Regions from separate parts of the Homo sapiens genome. Here all the other regions are linked to region 3. Evidence: chromatin contacts called from ENCODE Hi-C data. All regions are on one chromosome and are shown on one strand. Each heading gives the region's core, a stretch centred on a gene start or an enhancer-like site at or near the end of the contact. The rest is flanking DNA. Distances are from core to core; before and after follow the strand shown. Region 1 holds the start of BEND4 (BEN domain containing 4). Region 2 holds the start of SMIM14 (small integral membrane protein 14). Region 3 overlaps APBB2 (amyloid beta precursor protein binding family B member 2).

What was found. A loop is a pair of places that touch in the nucleus more often than their neighbours do. Pooled maps may share reads with other maps.
Region 1: a loop to region 3 is called in a pooled map, with 5 times the contacts of the local background. The contact joins the promoter of BEND4 here to the enhancer-like site in region 3. A Hi-C loop is called at or near these places in 4 of 37 single-sample maps with no recorded cell type and 4 of 50 pooled maps.
Region 2: a map with no recorded cell type shows a loop between it and region 3 (5-fold over the local background). The contact joins the promoter of SMIM14 here to the enhancer-like site in region 3. A Hi-C loop is called at or near these places in 2 of 37 single-sample maps with no recorded cell type and 2 of 50 pooled maps.

Annotation. Positions count from the first base shown.
Region 1 is chr4:42,149,952-42,154,188 of GRCh38, reverse strand. It overlaps BEND4 (BEN domain containing 4), which reads left to right and starts at 1,534. Exons shown (of 6, transcript NM_207406.4): 1 at 1,534-1,657; 2 at 1,813-2,532. The coding sequence starts at 2,046. RefSeq lists silencers at 1,842-2,161, 2,362-2,451 and an enhancer at 2,217-3,060.
Region 2 is chr4:39,637,491-39,642,324 of GRCh38, reverse strand. SMIM14 (small integral membrane protein 14) reads left to right here and starts at 3,460. Exons shown (of 5, transcript NM_174921.3): 1 at 3,460-3,586. It overlaps SMIM14-DT (SMIM14 divergent transcript), which reads right to left and starts at 3,185. Exons shown (of 6, transcript NR_183845.1): 1 at 3,031-3,185; 2 at 533-631. RefSeq lists enhancers at 434-1,029, 2,801-3,518.
Region 3 is chr4:40,990,764-40,994,971 of GRCh38, reverse strand. The region is part of intron 6 of APBB2 (amyloid beta precursor protein binding family B member 2); the gene reads left to right. Among named protein-coding and RNA genes, the nearest start is that of APBB2, 220 kb to the left of the region's middle. RefSeq lists a silencer at 3,790-3,859. Within about 2 kb of position 2,116, at least 9 of the 41 ENCODE cell types and tissues checked have a DNase peak (open chromatin) inside an H3K27ac peak, as active enhancers do.

The DNA of each region.
Region 1 (4,237 bases), core at 285-2,784, 1.2 Mb before region 3:
TCATTCAATTTCAGCTGTCTCACGTCTCAGAAGTAGCTCCCCCATTTCTCACTTACGTGCCTAAGAAACATCTCCCTGGCATCTCATTCTCTTTCTCTTTCACCAGCATTTCATTATTTCTTAACTGTCCCTCTCATGCTTGTCTCCTTTTCCTAGTGATCCACGTGTCCTCATTTAGCAGTTTTCAGAAGCCAGGGAGAAACATTGCAAATAATGTTAAATATGATTAATATCTTGAATTCCTTGAAATATGACATGCATGAGTTACAATGAAACCTCTTTTATTTCCCCATGAAATGCTTTTGCATAATGAGAAAGAAAATGTCCTCTATGCCCTAATCAGCCCTGACAGTTCCTGGACTCCCAAATACTTATATTTATGGCATTATTTATTTCATCTCTAATAAATGGATTGGGGGGGGGACACAGCACCATCTGAGGAAGCTGCAGGAGAGAGGGAGACAATCTAGGGGGGAATAATACAGAAGCTGAACCAGCAAGGCAGAGAGAAAAAGCTTCCAAAGGGAAGGAGACCAGGGAAAGAGAGGCCAAAAGATGTGAACCCCCAGAAGAAAATGGGTCACCTTCCTAAGAATAAAAGGAAGGCTCTGAAAAGGAAACAAACTTCAGAGTGCAGAGATGAGGGTCCTACATCAAGGAGCATCCAGAACTCTGACCTGGAGAACGAAAAAGGAAGGCTGAAAAGCAAACCTGGGGCAGGGTATGCTGGTTGGCCTAGAAGAGGGGTGATTTGGGATAGGGAGCAATGGACCCTCTGCCCCAAAAAGTGGCTGGGAGAGACCAGGACATCTGCATCCCATGGAGGATCTTCCTCCCAACGACTGAGATCTCTCATTCAAACGGCTACTGAAATTGGGCACCCTCCAGACCCTCGCCGGATGGCGCCAGTTGCAGTGAGTAAAACAATGCAAGGAGTGAGTTCTCGTGTTTCCCTGGGCTTGCAAGTACATATACATATATTAAAAATGACACTGTTGAAAGTAATCATCACCTCAAAGGGAGGTATCAGGACATTTCCCCACTCAATTGCACAGAGGCTACTGGCTATGGGAAGTGAGGAGTTGACTTCAAATAACCTGGATGCGTCAGTGCAACACAGCCGCACACTCCCGAGTGTCTGACTTTGGGCAATTCCCTTCAACCTCTCAGAGCCTCGGTTTTCTCATCTTTATAATGGGGGGGAAATCATGGTGTCATGCACGTTCTCGGGGCCCCTACGGGAAACAAATGAAAACGTGAAAAAGTTCTACGCCTTGCGAGCTTTTATGTTCCGCATGAGCTCAGAGGCCGCGATGCTCGGGGAAAGCAGGACCCCAAAGCCCCGTAAACACCGCGCGACCACCCGGGCCAAGATCTTCAAGAGGTTCTTTTCAGAAGGATCGGAGAGCAATTCCCGATTGGTAGAAGAACTTGCTGTAATACACACGTACTCTGACGACCCCGCCCCAACGACTAGCCCCTCCTCTGTGCAACCCCGAGAGTTTGGGGTCATGCAGGGGGCGCCACGAGCTCGTTTCGGAAGCCGGACCCCGCCCGCAGCCGCAGAAGCCTCGAGTCCACATCTGGGTCTCTAAAGTCTCGCCGTAGCCAGATCCCGGATCCCCACCTTCTTCACCAGTTCCCGGGCGTCCTCCAGGTCCTCGCTTTCCCCCTTCCCCCGCTCCCCGTCGGAGGCGCGGAGCCGCCAGGCAGACCCCGCGGGCGGCTGCGGCGCCAGGCCCCGCCCCGCCCCCATTATCATTAGCAGATATTACCCTAAACACTTGCTCTTTACCTCCTTTCTCCCTCCAGGCATTGGCGAGGCAGCCTGTCAATCAGGAGCTCGGGCGGCAGCCCCCCGCGCGGGGGCTCGGCGATGCCAGCCTCAGCGACAGGCGGCGGCGGCGGCGGCCACGGCACAGACACACACCCTCCCACACGCGCGCACCAGGGCAGACCCGGCGGGCAGGCGGCGGAGGCACCCTCGGAGCCCGGCGCCCGGCGGGGAGGGGACGTGCTCCGAGGGACCGGCCCCGAGGCGCCGGATGGAGGAAGAGATGCAGCCGGCAGAGGAGGGGCCCAGCGTCCCCAAAATCTACAAGCAGCGCAGCCCCTACAGCGTCCTCAAGACGTTCCCCAGCAAGAGACCGGCGCTGGCCAAGCGCTACGAGCGACCCACCCTGGTGGAGCTGCCGCACGTGCGGGCGCCCCCGCCGCCCCCGCCGCCCTTCGCGCCGCACGCCGCCGTCTCCATCAGCAGCAGCGAGCCGCCGCCGCAGCAGTTCCAGGCGCAGAGCTCCTACCCCCCCGGGCCCGGCCGGGCCGCCGCCGCCGCTTCGTCGTCGTCGCCGTCCTGCACGCCCGCCACATCCCAGGGCCACTTGAGGACTCCGGCGCAGCCGCCGCCCGCGTCCCCCGCCGCCTCCTCGTCGTCTTCGTTCGCCGCTGTCGTCAGGTATGGCCCAGGCGCGGCGGCGGCCGCCGGCACCGGCGGCACGGGTAGCGACAGCGCCAGCCTGGAGCTCAGCGCAGGTACCAACTCTCCGCACAACTTTCCTTCCCGCCACGGCCGGGGGCAGCGGGAGGGGACCCAGGAAGGAGAAGCGGGGGGCCGCCGACACTTACCCGTGCTGGGCCGTGTCGGGATGTCGGGGCGCACCTGGGGCCTCCCCGCGCACCCGGAAACTTCGAGAGGATTCTCCAGCGCCGCCGCGCCTGGGCTTCCGACGGCGCGCGCCTAACAGGTGGCTCCGCGGCTTGGATCCCGCGCCGGGAAGCACGGCTGTGGCAGTCGGCGACCAGGATCGCTCGGGCGTGGTCCGGAGTGGGGCCAGACGCCCCCCCGGGGGATAGCGGCGGCCGCTCGGGAAGAAGCTGGAGCTTCTCGGGCCGCCCCGCTGGGACGCCCTCGTACTACTTCACTTTTTCCGTCTGCTTTTTCCCTTTCTCCTTCTTCCTCCATTTGTTTCTTCTTCTCTCCACTTCTCCTTTGCCTTCTAGTGCTTTCTTCGCCACCTCTTTGATGCACTCTCACGCTGTCGCAGTCCATGCTGGCTGGCTCTCAGTTCCGTTTTTCCTTCTGTCTTTTTTTGTGCGCCTGTGTTTCTCGGGGGCGCTCTGTCTCGCTCTGTCCCTTTTCCTTCCCACCCCTTGGTTGTGAGACTCGGGGCTCCTCCGCGTCCGCCACGCCGTGGATTTCGGGCGCGGGGAACCATCCCGCCCCTCCTTCCTGCCCCGGGAGTCGCAGGCACTCTGCTCCCACCGCCCACGTCGTCGTCCCCGCCATCCCCTCGTCCCCGTCCGTGGCACGCTGCCGCGCCGCGGGGTCCTGCCCCTCCCGAGCATCTCGGCCCGAGCCTTACAGAAACGCCTCGTGGGAGGCACCCACTCTGGGGTCCGCGACTCCTCTCCTTTATCTCGAGTCTGCGGGCGCTGCCCGGCAAAGCAGCCCACTGCCTGCCTGCAGGGAGCGAGATGGGCTGGTTGCGAGGCCACAGCCTGAGGCCTGCGCCCAAGGGACCTCTCCACCAGCTCCCAGTGGGTGCAGCCACGTTTATCCACTCATTAGAACTAAAAGTTCCTGCCAAGGCCTTTTATGGCACTTTGAAGCCCCCCAAATCCTGCATGTCAGTGAATCTTGAGACTTATTTTTTTCTCCTGTGGAAAATAGAAGTGTTGTGTCTAAATGAGTTATAGATGCCTCCAGTAATAATTCTGTTGTTTGTCAATATTTTGACACATGAAGGATTGGTTTTGGAAAAGAAAACCTAATTACAGGTTATAGTGAAGACTTGATCTGTTGCATCTCTCACTGATTTGAAGATGTTTGATTGCTTTCAGTGGGGTTCTTAGGTGGACTTCCTTATTGTTTGTGGGGTATGTTTTTTTTCAGTTGCTCTTGCCCCAATATTCCATTGTGTTTTTATATTCTTTGTTAGGCAGTTGGCTCACTTGATTTTCCTCCTTACTTTTTTTCTTTTTCCCCCCTTCTTAAGGAGGTTCATTTTCTTTCTTTCTGGCTTGAGATCTTATTTTCTCCTAAACTACTTCTTGTTCAGGCATGTGTTTATTTCTAGGCTCAGCTTTATCATCCTGTATTTTTATGTTCTTTGCCAGCAATTTGGGTCCTTTTCCCATTTTCTGTGTTTTGCTTTTACTCTTTTGCGTAGCCTCAGTTCCATCATTTTCATTGACGTTTTCCCCTCTATCTGCCCAGGTCAGTCTTTGATCTCCTCTT
Region 2 (4,834 bases), core at 2,211-4,710, 1.4 Mb after region 3:
CCAGCCTGGGCAACAGAGCAAGACTCAAAAAAAAAAAAAACAGCCTGGCGCAGTGGCTCATGCCTGCAATCCAAGCACTTTGTGGGGCCGAGGCGGGTGGATCACCTGAGGTCAGGAGTTTGAGACCAGCCTCAACATGGAGAAACCCTGTCCCTACTAAAAAATACAAAATTAGCCGGGCGTGGTGGTACATGCCTGTAATCCCAGCTACTGGGGAGGCTGAGGCAGGAGAATTGCTTGAACCTGGGAGGCGGAGGTTGTGGTGAGCTGAGATCACACCATTGCACTCCAGCCTGGGCAACAAGAGCAAAACTCCGACTCAAAAACAAAAACAAAAACAAACAACAAAAAAGGGAGAAAAAACTGCTCTTAAAGATCAGAACAAAAAAGCATATAATATCCCATATCAGTGTCTGTGGGTAAGAGCTAGCCTATTCTAGCTCTCAAAAACTTGCAATCAAATGTTGGGCAGGGATGCAGTCATCTGAATGCTTGATTAGGGCTGCAGGATCAATCAAGTTAGTTCACTCACATGGCTGGCAAGTTGGTGCTGGCTGTTGGTGGAGGCTTTTTCTCCTCTCCACATAGGCCTCTTCATAGAGCTGTTCGAGCACAGTGGTGTGGAGACTGCCTTCCTCCAGGGCAAGCAATCAAAGAGAATGAGAGGGAAAGCTGCAATCAGTGTCTTTGTGACCTAACCTCAGAAGTCACACACATTCAATTGTATTCTATTGGTAAAACATAGTAGTCCTGATTCAAAGGGTTGATGCAGACCACCAGCGGTGACAATCACTGGGGGTCCTCTTAGAGGCTGGCTACCAAGGATCCCAACATCTTTTTTGTTTGTTTGTTTCTGAGACAAGGTATTGCTATGTTGCCCAGGTTGGAGTGCAGTGGCTATTCAAAGCCTCTAACTCCTGGGTTCAGGCAATTCTCCTGTCTCTGCCTCCTGAGTAGCTGGGACTACAGGCATACAGCACCTCGCCAGGCTAATCCTAACATCTTGGTTTTCCTGTAATTTACTTTATAAAGCAAGTACTGGGTGTGCACAGTGACCCATGCCTGTAACCCCAACACTTTGGGAGGCTGAAACAGGAGGATCACTTCAGACCAGGAGTTCAAGACCAGTCTCAACAATATAGCAAGATCCTATAACAAATTAAAAAAAAAAGTAGCTCACTGTGGTGGCATGTGTCTGTAGTCTTAGTTATTCAGGAGGCTAAAATGGGAGGATCACTTCAGCCCAGGAGTTTGAGGCTGTAGTGAGCTATGATTGCACCACTGCATTCCAGCCTGTGCAACAGAGCAAGACCCTATCTCAAAAAAAAAAAAAAAAAGGCCAGGCGCGGTGGCTCACGCCTGTAATCCCAGCACTTTGGGAGGCCGAGACGGGCGGATCACGAGGTCAGGAGCTTGAGACCATCCTGGCTAACATGGTGAAACCCCGTCTCTACTAAAAATACAAAAAATTAGCCAGGCGTGGTGGCGGCGGGTGCCTGTAGTCCCAGCTACTCGGGAGGCTGAGGTAGGAGAATGGCGTGAACCCAGGAGGCGGAGCTTGCAGTGAGCCGAGATCGAGCCACTGCACTCCAGCCTGGGCAACAGAGCAAGACTCCATCTCAAAAACAAACAAAAACAACAACAACAAAAACAACAACAACAAAACCAAGTACTGAGAATTTTGCAACAACCAGTACAATTCTAGTTTTGTACCATACTGTTCTCTTAAACACAGCTGTGTTCTCAAACACATACGTGCCCATGGGTGCACTCAAGCATAACAGATTTTGTTTGGAGTTGCACAAATTAAAGACCCTTTGGTACAGTGTCAGCTCATTAGGGCACCAGATTCCATCTCAAACTCTGAATTTGAGTAAGCAGAGTTCAAGGTTGCAGATTAAGGGCCAAAATCTTTATTCTTTGTATCTACTTTGCAATTAGTTAACTGGGAAACACTTCAAGTTTTACCAGAAACCTTTAATTTTCTAGAAACCTTTACCTGTGTTCAATATCCACTTTAATTAAAAAGCTCTTGTAAATGATACTTATTTGGGGAAGGTGATTCAGCTTGTCGAGGGGTAATTAACCAAATTGCTGAGGTGGAAGTCTGGGTAAGTGAAAAGGTCATCAAATCTGAGTAAGAAAGCTTGCAGCTTTCACCTCTCCGTCAAGACTGGCAGAGAGGCACTTTCGTAAAATCTTTGTTTGGGATTCACTTTTACTTCGCCACTTGTCCCATTTTAATTAAAGCTTGCCAACTGAAGGACCTAAGAAAACAATATAGTTCTGCATTTTGCCAAATTGGGAAATTTCCAGGGCCCCCAAAATTTAGCGGGGAGACTCAGAGACTAGAATGGGAGAATAGGAAGCACCAACTTGCTCTAAAAGGAAGATTGGGTAAAAGCAGCACTCTTATTCCAGCTCTACAACCAAAGCAACTAAGACTTGGGCTGGCTGGCTGCCTAGCCACAGCATTCCCTCCTACTTCCCCATTATCTCCTGACCAGCAAGTCATCTTTGGTCACATATCTTTAATTATTTAGTTTGAGACAAAGTCTCACTATCACCCAGGCTGGAGTGCAGTGGCGCGATCTCGGCTCACTGCAACCTCCGCCTCCCGGGTTCAAGCGATTCTTCCACCTCAGCCTCCCGAGTAGCTGGGACTACAAGCGGGCACCACCATGCCCGGCTAATTTTTGTGTTTTTAGTGGAGATGGGGTTTCACCATGTCGGCCAGGCTGGTCTCGGACTCCTGACCTCAAGTGATCCGCCCACCTCTGCCTCCTGAAGTGCTGGGATTACAGGCATGAGTCACCAAGCCCGACTACATATTCCTTTTATTAATATTCCTGTTGAACTTAATTTTGGTCGTTTCCGGTGCAAAAATGTTAAGGTAAAGGGAATCAATAACAGCCACATTTGATGTATTTTTGTAATCCCCATCTCCAATTTCCATCCGGGCCTGAGTAACCAAAAACACTTTACAGGGGTAGACTGTCTCAACAGACATCAATTTGTAACCGCGTCTACCTCTACCACGGTATTCTAAAGACTCCGTCGAGGAAAACCTTTAGCTCGGGCAACGGGAGACACATTACAGAACACTGTCCGCCGCCGAAGAAACAGACGATACGCGGGAGAGTTGAACAGACACCCGGCCTCGCCCCGATTGCTTCACAGTCCTCAGCCACGCCCCTCCCAACCGGAACTACATCCCCCGCACTCCGCGCCCCCACGCACAGCGTGTCGTAGGCGTCCGAAGCCGCAGGCTCCCGCCCGGCTTCCCGGGACGCACAGGGCAGGCGCTGGGCATGCGCATGCTCGGCAGGCGGGGCAGCTGGAGTCTCCAGGCGCTGCAATCTGTTGCGCCGCCGCCCGCGGGAGCCGGCAGATCCGGGTCTTGTGGCTAAGAGTGACGTGGTCACTCGAATCAAAACAGAGGAGGGGGAGGAAGCCGGCGGCCAGAAACGGCAGTGGCAGCAGCGTCCGGAGCAGCCGCAGCCTTCTGGAAGCTCCAGGCGGTCTTTCTGCCGAGCCTCGGTCCCGGCCCCCATCCTCCCCGCCCCATCGGTTGTTGTCTGGGCGGGTGAGTGTCTCCCCCTCTCCCACCAGCGTTTGCTGGCTCACCCTCCCCTCGCCCCAGTTTTTCCTGGGGGCTCCTCAGGCTCTCGGGGACTGCGGCGGCTGCGGCAGAACAGGGCTGTTTCTCGGGCTTGGCGTTTCCTCGGCCGGGCTGGCGATTCTGCACCGGGAGAAGCTCCGCTGCTGCCGAGCCCGCGTCCCCCGCGAAGAGCCTGCAATTGGGTATTCTCTGCAGGATGTCAGAGTCGGGGCTTTGCAGGCAAGGGCAAGGTAGCCACGGGTGGTTTTATTTTTAGGATCAGATTGTCGACGGGTGGAGGCGTATCATGGAGTAAAAAGAGAGTCGTAGCTGGAAGGAAAAACTCACAAATCCTGAAATCCACACTATCTTGTTTACCGTCTCCCTCAGCCCTTTCTGGGTACGGTGAAGTCACTAGGATGCGTCCTTTGTTGTGATAAGTGAGACGAGAAAGCTGACACCCTGAAAGCGAGAGCTTTTTAGCTCCTATTGTGTCGCGAATTTAAAGGATCCCCTTTTTCTGTTTGCTCAGTAAGTGGAACCAAGGCTGACAGTAAAGAGGTAGCAGCACCCTTTATTGGAACTAATAGTGTGTGATAAACTGGTTACCGGCTCTACCCGAAGTCCCGTGTTGCTGTTTAAAGGCAGACTTCACCAAAGTGGCTGTTTATATGTGCCAGGATTTTAGCCGAGATGGTTTGCTAGCTGTAGAGAGTCGGTAGGATGTTTTCAGTTGCCCCAGTTGGCAAAACCGAGGCTGTGGCCTTAATAGAATGTGTTACTTTTGCATCGAGAGAGTCGGATGAGCTTCACACACGTAATAGCTACATTTGCAGAAGAGACCTTCCAGTTTGTGTGTGTTATTGTCAGAAACAGCAGCTGTACATATTATAACTTGGAAAGCGTAAGACCTTCCAGGTGTTGGAGTGTTGGGACGCTTAGGAGGCATTCTTGCTGCCCAGCGCTGTGGAGGTTGCAGGAGGCTTTGCATTCCCTTCCACTTAGGGTGGCTGGCCGCGCAGATTCCTTTAGTGTAGCCTGCTCCGAACTTGCCGCTCTCCGCGGCCGTCGACAGCACTGCGACCAGAAAACCAAACCTTTTTGTCCTAACTTTTTTTTTTTTTCCAACGTGGTGTTTAAGAACACCGCTTCACCCCCGAGAACTCATTAATTGAGGTGTTTCAGTGGTTAACAGCAAGAAAGAACAACAGTACGTGATAGTTAATTGCTCCT
Region 3 (4,208 bases), core at 867-3,366:
CTTTTTTTTTTAAGGTACTTACATTTTTGATCAATACAATCTTTCTTAAGATACAGTAATATTTTCCTTCTTTATTTCTTTCCCTCCTTCCCTCCCTCCCTCCTTCTCTCTCTCCTTCCTTCCTTTTTCCTTTCTTCTTTTCTTTTCTTTTTTTTTTTTTCCGGAGTCTTGCTCTGTCGCCCCAGGCTGGAGTGTAGTGGCACAATCTTGACTCACTGCTACCTCCGCCTCCCAGGTTCAAGCGATTCTCCTCCCTCAGCTTCCCGAGTAGCTGGGACTATAGGCATGTGCCACCACGCCTGGCTAATATTTTGTATTTTTAGTAGAGATGGGGTTTCACCATGTTAGCCAGGATGGTGTCAATCTCTTGACCTCATGATCCTGCCCACCTCACCCTCCCAAAGTGCTGGGATTACAGGCATGAGTCACTGCACCCGGCCCAAGATACAGTAATATTTTCTACTGAGTTAAAGATAAGTCATACTATGTTTGGGAGACATCTTATCTCACTCTTACTCCATTTCTTGGTTTTGATCCATTGACTGATTCAACTATCATACTTTAACTTCAAGAGCAATCTTATTTTCTTCATTTGCAAGTCTTGGAGAAAATCTCGTTGCAGCTAGTAAGTTTGGCCTGTAGTCTGTCTGCATCAGAACTCCTAGGTGTTTCTTTTTTTTTTTTTTGAGATGAGTCTTGCTCTGTTGCCCAGGCTGGAGTGCAGTGGCGCGATCTCGGCTCACTGCAAGCTCCACCTCCCAGGTTCACGCCATTCTCCTTCCTCAGCCTCCCGAGTAGCTGGGACTACAGGCGCCCGCTACCGTGCCCGGCTAATTTTTTGTAATTTTTAGTAGAGACGGGGCTTCACCATTCACAGGATGGTCTTGATCTTCTGACCTTGTGATCTGCCTGCCTTGGCCTCCCAAAGTGCTGGGATTACAGGTGTGAGCTACCGCGCCCAGCCTCTCCTAGGTGTTTCTTTAAATGTAGATACCTGGGCCCTACCTGTGCCTTACAGACTCAGACGCAGGTAGTGGGTCTCAGGAACCTGCATTTTAACTTCCTCCTCTATGCATCATTTGAGAAGCATGGCTCAGATTCTGACACAGGAACTGCTTTAGTTAGGGCCTTCTGTTGTGTTTGAAGTGCTGTGTTCCTATTATAATGGATACTGATCTGGCTAACATTTAACAAGAATCACAGCCTTAATGAAAAACGTGGAAAACATTTATTTTCTTTTAAAAAATAATATTTTCTTTTGTTTTTGATAGAATCAAGTAGAAGTGGCCAGGCATGATGGCTTATGCTGTAATCCCAGCACTTTGGGAGGTTGAGGCAGGAGGATTGCTTGAGGCCAGGAGTTTGAGACCAGCCTGGGCAACATAATGAGACTTCATCTCTATAAAAAATAAACAAAAAATTAGCTGGGTATGATGGCACGTGCCTGTAGTCCCAGCTACTCAGGAAGCTGAGGTGGGAGGATCTCCTTGAGCCCCGGAGGTCAAGGCTGCAGTGAGCCAAGATCACACCACTGCACTTCAGCCTGGGAGACAAAGGGTAACCCTGTCTCAAAAAACATTTTTGTTAAAAAAAAAAAAAAAAAAAAAAAAGAGAGAAGAGTTCTTAATTGCTCCTGTGCTCCAGAAATTAAACTACTGGAAATCTCTTCTCTTGTTCTTGTCCCTAAAATGGAATTTGTGCCATAAGCTTTACTGCACTATGAACACTGAATATTTAAATCCCAGCTGTGCTATTACTAAATGGATGATTGTGGCTGAGTCACTTAACACCATACGTTTCCTCCTCTGTCAAATAGGGTTAATAATAGTCTCTGCCTTGTGGGGTGGTTGTGATGATTAACTGAAACAAGACATGTGGGGCACAGAACGTAGTGATTGCCATGTAGTAAGGGCTCAGCAAAAATTGGATTTTATAAATATTCTGGTATGGAAAATTAATTCTCCCACTGAAGGAAAAGCACAGAGAGAGAGTAAAAGAGGGACTACGATTGTGTACACAAACAGAAAATAACTTCAGATAAGCAGCAGAGTAGACTAGAACAAGTAGGCAGGAAGACAGTGTTTCACAACGTAGAGATCCTGCACATGGCAGGCCGGCCTATCTCCATCCGGCCCTGTGGTTTGGCTTGTTCGTCATTGCCCATGAGCCTCGGTCTTACTTGAAGGGGTGAGGAAGGTGATGGGTCCTGAGGGTGGTGCAGCTCCCTGGCCTGGACATCGGGGGTCGGTCTTCTGCTCGTGATACTCCTGCTCGCTGGCTTCATACTTCCCGCGTTACTTCCAGGGGTTACCAGCGTTTCCATCCAGTCATTTCACACACCTCATTGAACAATTTTCCAAGTGTTGGTTTGCTCTCTTCCTTACTACATATTAATGAGGTGTCCAAGACTGCTGTTCAGCACGTATCTAAAATGTTGTTTAACTACATCAGAAGGTAAATCTATAGCTGCTGAAGCGAACTAAAAAGCTGTGTCAATCTGGTGCAGTGGCTCACACCTGTAATCCCAGTGCTTTGGGAGGCTGAGGTGGGAGGATAGTTTGAGGCTAGGAGTTTGAGACCAGCATGGGCAACATAGAAAGACCCCCCCCCATCTCTACCAAAAATAAATAAATAAATAAAATTAGCTAAGTGTAGTGCCGTGCACCTTTAGTACCAGCTACTCGGGAGGCTGAGGCAGAGGATGTCACTTGGGCCCAGGTGGTCAAGGCTATAATTATGCCACTGGCTTCCAGCTTGTGCAACAGAGTGAGACCCTGTCTCTTAAAAACAAGCAACAAACAAAAAAGGCAGCTGCATTGATAATCAGTCAGGTAAAGCATCGTCATTTTCACTTTCAAAAAGTTGTTCTGAGTATTAAGTGTTAGCAAAGATGCTTTTCTCTCTGTAGTATTTTTAGCCTTAACAGTTTTCACTCTTAATTTCAGTGTGAGTGTGGTGTGTGTGGTGTCTGTGCGTGAGTGTGAGAGAGAGAGATGGGGAGGAGGAGGGAGAGTGAGAGCAGTGTTCTGATTGTAGAACACCCTCACAGGTAGAATTGTTATAACTTTCTAATTGCAGACCACTCTCATAGAAGATTCTTAAGGAAACCTCAGCCCACCTTCTGAAGGGATGAGACGAGTAGCATCTTCAAGTGAAATGCCCTCTGGGGTCTGAAGGTTCTAAAAAAAATCCTAGAAAACCAAGGAAGATGGTGAATTATGGAAGAACTACCCAGATGATTTTCAAAGCTGTAAATTAACAAGTGTGTCTGTTTTAGGAGGAGGGGGTGAAAAGTCTAGGGTGTGTGTGTGTGTTTTTCTTTCTTCTTTTCTCTGTTCACTTGCCAAAAACAAACAAAAATGACCTCACTTCAGACACAGGGATAAAAGCAGGAGGAAATTGCTATAGTTAGAACACTATAGGTTTTTTTTCCCCCTGTACTTTTTGGATACATATTTTTAAAAAAATAAATAGGATCACTTACTCTGGCCTAGCACAATTTCATCTAAAGTGTTTTGAAAGTTATAGTCTTAATTTTAGGGACAGAATAGGTTATCGTAAGGGGTGTGAGGGTTTTTAAATGCAAGGCATTTTCCAGGGGACTTTTAAAAATCAATACCAGGAAGCAAAATAAAAAATTTAAAAATCAAAACCCAGCAAGGCACGGTGGCTCACACCTGTAATCCTAGCACTTTGGGAGGCCAAGGCAGGCAGATTTCTTGAGCCCAGGAGTTCGAGACCAGCCTGGGCAAAATGGTGAGATCTCATTTCTACAAAAAAAAAAAAAAAAAAAAAAGCAAAACACACACACACACAACAAAATTAGCCATGCGTAGTGGCACACATCTGTAGTTCCAGCTACTCAGGAGGCTGAGACGAAAGTTGCAGTGAGCCAAGATTGCACCACTGCCCTGCAACCTGGGCAACAGAGTGAAACCTTGCCTCCAAAAAAAAAAAAAATGAAACTCAGTCCAAAATGACCAGAAATCTATGTAGTTAGCAGAGTAAATCTTACCCCTCCCTGCCCCCAACCCCCATTCAGGGTTTCCTTCCTTTCTTTTTCCTCCATTTGCCTCCATAGAGCATATCAACCCAATTTACACCTTCATGAGCTGTAACCTAGAGTCTTTGCTCTGCTTGGCAGAAGAGGAAGAGAAGATGCCACATACAGTTTGGAGTAGGATGATGACACAGTTTTTAAAATGATG